Regions from separate parts of the Homo sapiens genome. Here region 2 is linked to region 1. Evidence: chromatin loops called from intact Hi-C (ENCODE). Cell type or tissue: B cell. All regions are shown on one strand. Each heading gives the region's core, and the rest is flanking DNA. Links, peaks and the distances in the headings are about the cores only.

Region 1 (6,451 bases), core at 1,452-6,451:
TTGGTCAGGCTGGTCTCGAACTCCTGACCTCAACTGATCCACCCGCCTCAGCCTCCCAAAGTGCTGGGATTACAGGCGTGAGCTACTGCGCCCGGCCTGCATGTGGGTTTCTATAGTGGATATCTGTTTTATTTTTCTGCCCAGAATCCATTCTCCTGTCTTTTCATAATTGTGCCTTCAGTCACCAAAGAGGGAGGGAACCAATCTTTCCCCTTTCTCAGCCTTACATGTTCTGATGAGGCTCTTTCTAGCTCTGAATCCTGGACCAGGCCCATGAGGTTGGCCTGGACAATCAGGGTATCTCCTTTTGCCTGGCTGCTGTGATTGGGTGAAAGAGACATAAGACCCTAGATGAGCCAATGAGAGCTTTCCCTGGAACTTTTGCTGGAGCCCTTGGAAAGAGGCCTCTCTTTCAGCTGGGGTCACCACACTGGGGAGATGGACCTGTGGGGGCCATCTTGCCATCACAAAGAGGGAACCTTCCTAATAAAGCCAACCCAATGACAGAAAACGCAAGAAGCAGAAAGACAGGGTTCTGACAGCGTTTGAGCACTGGGACCTGGCAAAGTTTGCCTGAACTAATTTCGATTATGTTTCTTCATGCTGGATAAATGAGATAGTAATCTAAATTCCATTTTGTTTTTATTTTTTTGCTGACTTCAAGCCTAAGGCCCAAGAGTTCTCCATCTGTTCATTTTTTTTATTCGTTTGAGTTGAGGTTTCACTTGCCCAGGTTGTAATGCAGTGGCACGATCATGGCTCCCTGCGGCCTTAAAGGCCTGGGCTTAAGTGATCCTCCCATCTTAGCCTCTCAAAGAGCTGGGACCACAGGTGTGTGCCACTATGCCTGGCCAGTTTTTAAAATTATTTGTAGAGACAGGGTCTCTCTATGTTGCCCAGGCTGGTTTTGAACTCCTGGGCTCAAGTGATCCTCCCACCACAGCCTCCCGAAGTGCTGGGATTACACGTGTGAGCCACCGTGCCTGGCCTTGTTCAAATCTTTACTGAGTACCCAATACCTGCCTGGTGCTATTTTTGGATGGGCAGCAAACAAAACATGTAAAAAACAAGTTCACTCGCCAGGTGCAGTGGCTCACGCCTGTAATCCCAGCACTTTGGGAGGCCGAGGCAGGCAGATCACTTGAGGTCAGGAGTTCGAGACCAGCCTGGCCAATATGGTGAAACCCTGTCTCTACTAAAGTACAAAAATTGGCTGGGTGCGGTGGCTCATGCCTGTAATCCCAGCACTTTGGGAGGCTGAGGCAGGTGGATCACTTGAGGTCAGGAGTTCAAGACCAGCCTGGCCAACATGGTGAAACCCCATCTCTACCAAAAATGTAAAAAATTAGCCGGTTGTGGTGGCATGCAACTGTAATGCCAGCTACTTGGGAGGCTGAGGCAGGAGAATCGCTTGAACCTGGGAGGTGGAGGCTGCAGTGAACCAAGATCGTGGCACAGCACTCCAGGCTGGGCGACAGAGCAAGACTCCGTCTCAAAAAAAAACCAAAACAAAAAACGAAAATTAGCTGAGTGTAGTGGTGGGTGCCTGTAGTTCCAGCTACTTGGGAAGCAGAGGCAGGGGAATTGCTTGAACCTGGGAGTTGGAGGTTGCAGTGAGTCAAGATCATGCCACTGTACTCCAGCCTGGGTGGCAGAGTGACAGTCCATCTCAAAAAAAAGAAAAAAAAAAAAGTTCACAAACATGCAAGATAATTTCAAGGGGGCGAGAAGTCCTAAGAAGAACATAAAGCCGGGTGTCATGGTCGAGAATGAGAGGGTTGAGGAGTACTAACCGACACAGGAAGGGCAGGAAGGAAGAGAGAATGGATGGAGGAAGTTCTCCGCAGTGTGTGAACAACGCTCTAGACCAGGGATCCCCAACCCCTGGGCTGCAGACAGGTAGACAGGTAGCGGTCTGTGGCCTGTTAGGAACTGGGCTGCATAGCAGGAGGTGAGTGGCAGGCGAGTGAGCAAACTTCATCTGTATTTACAGCCGCTTCCCATCACTTGCATCACTGCCTGAGCTCTGCCTCCTATCAGATCAGCAGCAGATTATCATAGGAGCGTGAACCCCGTTGTGAACTGTGCATGCGGGGGATCTAGGTTGTGCACTCCTTATGACAATCTAATGCCTGATGATCTGTCACTGTCTCCCATTGCCCCCGGGTGAGACCATCTGGTTGCAGGAAAACAAGCTCGGGCTCCCACTGATTCTACATTATAGTGAGATGTATAATTATTTCATTACATATTATAATGTGATAATATTAGAAATAAAGTGCACACTAAATGAAATGCGCTTGAATCATCCCAAAACATCCCTCACCCCCAGTCCGTGGAAAAACTGTCTTCCACGAAACCGGTTGCTTGTACCAGAATGGTTGTGGGCCAGTGCTCCAGACAGAGGTAACTGCACATACAAAGGGCCTGGGGCAGGAATGGACCTTGGAAGTTCTGAGGAACAAAGAGGCTAGGCAGCCTGAGTGCTGTCACCAAGGAAGGGACAGATAGGAGATGTGGACAGAGAGGTGAGCACACCCAGGCCAAACAAGGTCTTGGCAGCCCTGGCGAGGAGATGCCAGTTTATCCAAAAAGCAGTGGGCAGCCGTAGGAGGTTTTCAGCCGGAAGTGATGTGGTCAGGTTTACAATTTTTAAAAGTGTCCTCCGGCTGTGGGTGGGGAGAAGGAATGGCCAGTTGCTGGGGACAAACAGGGACAAGCAGATCGCCAGGGCGAGAGGCGAGAGCTGCTTCTGTCTTGCCACTCCATGCATTCCTGTCTTCCGCCTGCCTGTTTTTAGTGAGGCTGTGGCTATTGAGGAAGACTGGGCTGCGGGGGACACCAAGGCCCTGCTGACTGGTTGTAGCAGGGCCAGGCGGAGCTCTGGGTGTTGGTGGCATGGAGGGCGGGCTGCCTGTGCCTAATTAAATGCTGGCTCCAGCCATCCGCTCCCTAGAAGGGTCTTGCAGCTCCTGCAAATGAGGATGAGGCCCATTCATTCCCTGGAAACTCAATTAGCTGGGTATGGAGGGCTCCATCTCTAGTGACAGGTTTTATTGCCTGCTGAGTCACCACGAGGACAAGCTGTGTCTTAAATATCTGTCTTGTGCCTTTTAAAGTGTGGTTTTGTTCAGAGGGATGGACTAGAGGAGGGGGAGAAAATCCACAACAGACCCTCAGAACAAGGCCTGTCACTCAATGGATATTTAATTATCGCCTTGGAGGAATCTGACACTACTTGCACCTTTCAAAGAGCTGTTCTCAGCGCCATCAGACTGACCTCCCATTTCTATGACAAATATTTTGTAGAGCGCCCTTGTTTTCTTGAAAGGAAATTTATAGGTAACAAAAGCTACCTATGCATGTCATTTCCACAAAATCAATATAATGCTCTAACTGCAATCTACAGGGAAAATAAAAGGAAAGCAATTTATAATGAAGATAAATTTCAATATGAAATTCCCCCAGCACATCCATCAAGAAGGCACAACACAGTAGTCAGGCAGACGCCTGCACCTAGACACAGATTCACTGGGAATGTGACAATTACAAGGGCAGCTGGGTGGGCGGGCGACATTTGCCATTCAAATCCTTTGGCGTAGCACTGTCATCGGGGATGGGACTTTCAGAAATAAGGAATGACTCTTGGGAAAGTTTTGCACTCAAGTATAATATTGCCTCCATTTTCTTATTCCGTACATTCCTGGGAATATGCAAAAACCCTCCAGTATTTACATATAAAATAGACGTAGGTTCAAGACTCAGATGACAATAAACATAAAATAATCTACCCATATGAGTGATGTGGTAGGAAACTCAGAAGCTATGTGGAATACAATGCAATGTGGGGGCCACGTGGACTCTGCTGTGCAGAGCAGGACATCAAAGTCCTTCTTAGTCTCCGCCCCCAGGAAGCCAGCAAAGTCAAATCCTTCACCATCACCGGCAATGCAGTCACAGAGTTTAACCCCTAGGGGGCGGTGTGCTCCCTTGAGAACCACCAGCTTAGAAAGAAGTTTGCAAGCCGGTGGCCTGCAGACCAATCCATCCCTCAGGTGTGTTTGCTGTGGGCCTGCCCGGTGTTTTCAGTTGCTCATTCTTAAAAAGTAGAGTGAACAGTCCACAGTTGAAATCTGGGCACCCCCTCCCCACCCAGCCTGCCTCTCTGCTTTGGGCTACCTGCCAGCCCTCTATGCATTTGGAGCCCCCAGGCTAGAACGGGTTCACACAGGGATGACAGAGGAAGCCCCGCTCCCGGCCTCGGTGTAGGAACTCGGTTTCCCTTCATTTGCTCAAATCCCCTGCGACACGGATGGATTCCCAAAGGACTCGCTGTGTGGGCTGGCACAACCTGCTGGCCCCGGGATGGATGGTGTCTGCTGCTCGGAGAACAGGAACCTGTCCTGAGACCCTGACCCGAGACCCAGGAAGGTTTGGGAAGACAGATCAAGGTACTGGGAGCATAAGGGGAAGTGAGTGCAGGGATGAGGAGGAGGAGATTGGATTACAGATGAGGAATCACGGAAAGCACTCACCTAAAGTTCGACAGCCACCACCCCCTGCGTTTTTATTGCCCCTTCTCAGTGCTGTGTGTCACTCCCCACTCCCAAAAGATTTTGTTTGATTAGGCTTTATTCTTCTTTCTTTTTTAGAGACAAGGTCTCACTCTGTTGCCCAGGCCGAAGTACAGTGGTGTGATCATGGCTTACTGCAGCCTCAAACTCCTAGGCTCAAGTGATCCTCCTGCCTCAGCCTCCCAAGTAGCTGGGACTACAAGCATGGACTACCATGTCCAGCTAATTTTTTTTTTTTCAAATTTTTTGTAAAGATACAGGTCTTACTATGTTGCCCAGGCTGGTCTCAAACTCCTGGCCTCAAGAGATCCTCCTGCCTCGACCTTTCCAAGTGCCGGGATTACAGGCCCAGCCATAGGCTCTATTCTCCTGCTGTCCAAGAGTCCTTTCTGTGCCAATGGAAACATTCTCTATGTGCATTATCCAGTACAGAACCCATGTGCGCCTACTGAATACCTGAACCATGGCTAGTGCACCTGAGAAACTGAAATGCTAATTGTAATTAACGTAAAGTTAAATAGCTCCCTGTGGCTAGTGGCAACGGTACTGGGCCATTTGGCTCCAGCCTAACTCATTCCAGAATGTTCAGGGAGTCACAGCTAGCACCTAGGAGAGGACTACAAAAGGTCTCATGCACTCTGAAACCCCCGGAAGCCTCTTGAGGCCCAGGAGACAGGGTGTGCCTGTCTGTCACCACAGTCACCCTTCCCTCACTTTTGACCCTGCAGCTGTTTCAACGCCCACTGCAGGTGGAGATTCCTTGAGAGAAACCATGGTTGGGAAGGGAAGGCTACGCATGGAGCTGATCTTCAGGGCGGCCACACTGCTCCCCACCCAGGACCACAGCTGGGGCAGTGAAGAGGGGAAGAGCGGCAGGTTTGCTCAGTTTGACATCGGCTCTGCAGCCTTTATGGGGGGGGGCGGGGTTTAATGTGTGAAAGAAACCAGCCGTCACGAGATGAATGTGTTCCCCAAAATATATGCTCAAGTCCTTGCCCAGGTACCTGTGAGGGTGACCGTGTTTGTAACATGGTGTTGTAAGATGAAGTTACGCTGGATCAGAGCGGGCTCTAGTCCAATCACTGGTGTCCTGACAGAAGAGGGAAATTTGGACACTGATTCAGAGAGGAGCAGGCCACGGGAAGAGAGGGACCCACAGGGAGGAGGCCGCATGAAGATGAAGGCAGAGGCTGGAGTGATGTGGCCACAAGCCAAGGGGTGCCAAGATTCCCAGCAACCCCCAGGAACTCAAGGGCAAAGGACCCTCCCCTGAAGCCTGCAGGGAAAGCGTGGCCCTGATGATGCTTGATTTTGGGGTTCTGGCTCCCGGAACTGTGAAAATCGCCTTTTGTTCTAAGCCACCCAGTCTGTGGTCCACTAGGGAAGTGGATACACCTGCTAAGGGGGTGGGACAGAGAGGGTGTCGCCTGGAAACAATCGGAAACCCTGCCCCATCGGCCTCACATCAGCTTCCTCTTTCCCCGTGGCCACTTCCTCTTACGGCGCAGGGAACCTCTCCTCCTGGGTTTGTGGGCACAGGTCACGTATCACTCAGGGTGGCGTCTTATCACAGGCACTGGGTGACTAGTGCTTAGATGTCACAACACTGCTGCACAGATGGAGAGACTGACGCCCAGAGGGGATGAGGTCTCAGCTCAAGGTCACAAGGGCGCTTAAGGCGGAGTCTAATTCTTTAGACTCTTGCTCAAAACAAGTGCTTCACTTATTTTGAAATCTGAGGTCTTAGAGAAAGGAAGTGACTATCAAATTAGAGGAAGAAATTTCGCTTGAAGATGTGCACGGAGGCGGCAAATCCGTGCCTCTCGAGGACACGCTGGGTCAGCCTGGGTCCCAGGAGGGGCTGTGCAATTCCCGTG
Region 2 (5,000 bases), core at 1-5,000, 280 kb after region 1:
CTTTCTTTCCTTCCTTCCTTCCTTCCTTCCTTCCTTCCTTCCTTCCTTCCTTCCTTCCCTTCCTCCCTCCCTCTTTCTATTTTCTTTTCTTTCTTTCTTTCTTTCTTTCTTTCTTTCTTTCTTTCTTTCTTTCTTTCTTCCTTCCTTCCTTCCTTCCTTTCTTTCTTTCTCTCTCTTTCTCTCTTTCTCCCTCTCTCTCTCTTTCTCTCTCTCTCTCTCTCTTTCTGTCTCTGTCTCCCTTTCTCTGTCTCTCTCTCTTTCTCTCTCTCTCTCTCTCTCTCTCTCTCTCTCTCTCTTTCTCTCTTTCTTTCTTGACGGAGTTTCGCTCTTGTTGCCCAGGCTGGAGTGTGACGGCACAATCTCTGGCTCACCGCAACCTCTGCCTCCTGGGTTCAAGCGATTCTCCTGCCTCAGCCTCCTGAGTAGCTGGGATTACAGGCATGTGCTACCACACCTGGCTAATTTTGTATTTTTAATAGAGACAGAATTTCTCCATATTGGTCAGAGTGGCCTCGAACTCCCGACCTCAGGTGATCTGCCTACCTCAGCCTCCCAAAGTGATGGGATTACAGGTGTGAGCCCCGCGCCTCACCCAGCCTCAGGTATTTCTTTATAGCCATGTGAGAATGGACTAATACACACACCCACAATAAACCACTACTCTGATTTCTACTTCCATAGGTTAGTCTTGAGATTAGCCCTGCTTGTCCTTGGACTTCTTATAAAAAAGATCATAGCATATTTAGTCCTCTGTGTCTGGCTTTCCTGGCTCCTTGCTGGATCAGTAAATGTCTCCATGCTGTTTATTGTAGCAGTGGTCCATTTTTTTTCATTGTTACATAGCTTTCCACTGCATGCATAGACCTCAATTTACTTTTCCATTCTATTCCTAATGGATATTTAATATTATTTATTTATTTATTTTTTGAGGTGAAGTCTTGCTCTGTCGCCCAGGCTGGAGTGCAGTGGTGCGATCTCAGCTCACTGCAAGCTCCGCCTCCCAGGCTCACGCCATCCTCCTGCCTCAGCCTCCTGAGTAGCTGGGGCTACCGGCGTCCGCCACAATGCCTGGCTAATTTTTTTGTATTTTTAGTAGAGACGGGGTTTCACCGTGTTAGCCAGGATGGTCTCGATCTCCTGACCTCATGATCCGCCTGCCTCGGCCCCACAAAGTGCTGAGATTACAGGCGTGAGCCACCACGGCCAGCCTAATATATTTTTCTATTAGGCATACAATTGCCATGGACATGCATACACGTCTTCTGGTGAATGTACATACTCATTACTCTCGGGTAAGTTCCCAGGGTGGAAGGACTGGGTAATAGGGGAGGTGGATATTTATTTAACTTTAGTAGATGTTTCCAGACATTTTTCACTGTGGCTGTAGTGACTTGCATTCCCATCAACAGCATGGGAGTTAACAGTTGTCCTACGCCGTTGCTAACACTTGGTATTGTCTGTCTTTTGACATTGTAGCTATTTGGTGGATGTGTGGACGTATCTCATTATGGCTTTAATTTGCATTTTTCTTAGGAGTCATGACATGAAAAATATTTTTACATGTTTATTGGATGTTCAGATCTCCTCCTTTGTTAAGGTTTGTTGAAATCCTTTGTTCCTTATCTAATTGGGTTGCCTTTTTCTTACTGATTTTTAGGAATTCTTTGTATCTTCTAGATACAAGTCACTGTCAAGTATACGGTATTACAAATGTCTTCTTCCCATCTGAGATTTGCCTTTTTACTCCCTTCCACTTTCTTAATGATGCTTTTGATGAATAGAACTTCTGAATTTTAGTGAGTTTGAATTATCATTCTTTTCTTTCATGGTTCGATTAAGAAATTGCCTATCTCTGCATGCAGTTTGATGGTTTCTGTGAATCAAGTGGTTAAAGTGTTGCTGAAACACCAGGGGTTCAGTCTAGGTCCTGCTGCTTGCTACACAGAAAGCCGATCATTGATACAACAAGTATTGTCAGGGAAGAAAGCTTTAATCAGATGCTGCAGGAGTATTGTCAGGGAAGAAGACTTTAATCAGCTGCTTCAGCCAAGGAGATGAGAGATCAGCCTCAAATCCGTCTCCTTGACTAACGAAAATTAGGAGTTTACATAGCAGGTACAAAATGTAACCATGTATGGGAAGACAGGAAATAGGGAGGGGTAAGGAAGAGGAGTTGCTCAATAGGGAGCAAGTGATGGCTTAGGCAGACATGGGTGAGGGGTCTGGTGTTTCATTGTCTAAATGTAGTCATCTGGTGAGTTTCAGTTCCTTGTTACTATCTGGGAGGCCTGATGGTTGGTTTCCTGAGAAAGAACTCAGATAAGACAAATGTAACTTTCTCAAGCTTTGAGACCAAACAGGGAGGATCAGGTTTTATGTTCATTCAGAAAAACCCTAAGCATCAGCTCTATGGGACATTTGGGCTAGTTTCAAAAGATAGGCAGGTGGTGCAAACCAGGCCACTGAGAACCTGTTTCCAAAGCTAAACAGCTTGAACAGGAAGCACCAGGATTCAAACCTGGGCTTTCTGGTTCCAAAGAGCACACTCTTACCTGTTGCATTGTGCTGCTTCTTTACTAATCAGGACTCCTTTGGTTGTGAATGGTTGAAATATAGCTCTTAGGTTAAAAAGATAAATTATTGGTTCATGTACAAGATCCAGGATGTCTCGCTTCAGGCATGGATGGATCCAGGTGCTCACATGACATTATTAGCATTGGGTCCCTCCCTTCTTATGCCTCTACTTTCCTCTGTGTTGGCTTCATCAGTAGAAAGCCTCTTTCCTTTTGCAAGCACCAGCTATGGCAATAGCTTCTATTTTTCAAAGATGGCTACAACAATATCCCCTGTTTCAGGCACTCATTTACAACGTGGCCTTGATATTCCTCCTACTGAGAAGTCAGTCTATGTCCTCTCTCTTTCATGCTGGACAGGCTTGTGACTCATTGGAAACCAGTATATAGAGGTGAGAATGATGCTGCACAACTTGTGAGACTAGGTCAGAAAAAGCAGTGCAGCTTTTGCTTTGTGTTTGGGGACACTTGCCTTTGGAAGCCTGAGCTGACATGTAAGTCCTACTGTCCTGAGGCCGCCATGCTAGGAGGAAGCCCAGACTGTATGAAGAGGCCACATGGAGGTGCTGAGGTTGACAGCCTCAACTGAGGGCCCAGCTGATTGCCAGCAGCAACTACCAGATTGAGTGAAGAGGCTTCTAGATGGTTCCCTGTGTTTGATTTTTCCTAGCTGAGGCATTGGACATTGTGGTGTAGCGACAAACCACTCTGCTTTGCTCTGTCTGAATTCTGGACCCACGGGACCCATGGAATAATGAAATAGTTATTTTGAGCTCTTTGATTTTGGAACAATTTGTTATGCAGTAAATGGAACACCAGGTGTATCTTCTTTCAGCCCTTTCAGCCCTACCAGAAAGAGGGTCTTCTTGCCAACTGTTCTCAGGCAGGGTAATCCTTGGGCCAGGCTGGGTCACATTCCATCCTAAGTCAATTGCTGTGGCTAGGAAGATGTGGTACACGGATGGGCCAGACCTGGGTCACAGGCCCACCGGGAGTGGACCAGCCCTGGGAACTGCCACATGGATTTGGGGAAAGGAAGAGAGGCTTTCTCAAGGAAAAACGGAATTATATGGAAAAAAATTGTAGATGGAAGATGGGAAGATGGGCAGGGAGAACCAACAGCTGCTCCTTCAGTAGTTTACTATGAGGTCACTGTCCTTTGCTTGTGGAAATGAGAAGTGCCCAGCAGTGAGTGACTTGTCTGTGTGTTTGGGCAGCTCAGCTGTTATGGGAGCAGGTAGGAGGGGCAAACCCAGGACAGGCTTCCAGGAGAGCATGTGGCTGTGCTGACTTCATGATGATGAGGACTCAGACAGGCAAAAAGAGCAGGAAAAGGAGTTCCAGGCAGGGGAATGGCATGTGCAAAGGCCTGGAGGCAAAGATGGTGCAGCAAGTTGGAGAACCTGAGTGAAGTTCAGTGGGGTTTAAGCCGAGTGTTAGGGTGAGGATGACAAGGGAAGAAGGCAGGGGTTGGGGCTGTAGGGGCAGACAGTGGCAGGGCCTTCTCAGCCACATGTGGCACTGGGGGTGTCTTTAAATGCAGTGGGAGACCTCAGTGAGGTTAGCAGGGATGTGACGTGACCATAGAAGGTCCCTCTGTCCATGGTATGGGGGATGAGGAGGAGGGGCTGCCCAGGGCCAGGGTGGTCTGTGAGGTGGGTGAGGCCATCATGTAGGTGAGAAAGGATGGTCACCTGAGCTAGCAGGGTGATGGCAGAGGAGGAAGGAATAGAACAGAGCCAAGAGCCATTTAGCAATCAACTCAGTAGGACTTGGGTTTGAGACAAGAGGGAGAGGGAGGAGATAGGGGATAAGAGAGCTGCCCAGGGTTCTGGATGGGCCTGGAGGGACGGGGTCACCAGTCACTGAGGCGGTGACCCCCAAAGAGCCTACATTTGGGGGTGAATTTATCGGGCTGAGTTGAAGGTGCCATGGGACACCCATGTGGACCTGCAGGTCTGAAGCCAGGAGAGTGGTTGGCTGGTGTGGCTAAGGAGTCCCCTGTGTGTCTGTGACCCCATGTGTCTGTGGTCTAAGGGGGGCTGAGACCCCCAGGAGGGGAAGCAGAGTGAGCGAGAGGCAGACTCAATGGAGGGACCCCCTGGATTTAGGAGCAGGAGAAGAAGAGGACAAGGGTGGCAGAGAAAGCCTGGCTGAGCATGGGAACAAGAAGGGGGCCTTCATCAATTCCTGCTACTATGACAATATGCCTGAGACTGGGTAGCTTATAAATAATAGAACTTTATTCCTCACAGTTCTGGAGGCTGGGAAGTCCAAGACAAAGGCGCTGACAGGTTCAGTGTTTGGTGAGGGCTGCTGTCTGTGTCCAAATGGGTAGAAGGGTGCCAGTCACATCCAGGAGCTTGGCCTCATGCTGGAATCACCTCCTGAAGGCCCCGGCTCTTAACACTATCACGTTGGCAATTG

The links. Peaks named below come from ENCODE experiments on the same cell type or tissue, not always from the same donor. Only the 100,000 strongest peaks of a DNase experiment are listed, where the experiment ranks them.
Region 2: a loop joins it to region 1, with 5 times the contacts of the local background. A loop is called at or near these places in 1 of 110 quality-filtered maps.

What each region holds. Positions count from the first base shown.
Region 1 is chr20:47,721,573-47,728,023 of GRCh38, forward strand. All of the region lies in intron 3 of SULF2 (sulfatase 2), which reads right to left. Among named protein-coding and RNA genes, the nearest start is that of SULF2, 61 kb to the right of the region's middle. In B cell, for the core only: CTCF peaks have their summits at 3,970 (motif pointing right) and 4,169; DNase peaks (open chromatin) are centred at 3,989 and 6,129; H3K4me3 peaks cover 1,094 bases; H3K27ac peaks cover 1,411 bases.
Region 2 is chr20:48,000,528-48,005,527 of GRCh38, forward strand. The region is part of intron 1 of LOC107985436 (a long non-coding RNA gene); the gene reads left to right. Among named protein-coding and RNA genes, the nearest start is that of LINC01522, 13 kb to the left of the region's middle. RefSeq lists enhancers at 2,232-2,401, 2,412-2,461. In B cell, for the core only: no CTCF peak of the experiment used is centred there; a DNase peak (open chromatin) is centred at 2,254; H3K4me3 peaks cover 1,042 bases; H3K27ac peaks cover 1,255 bases.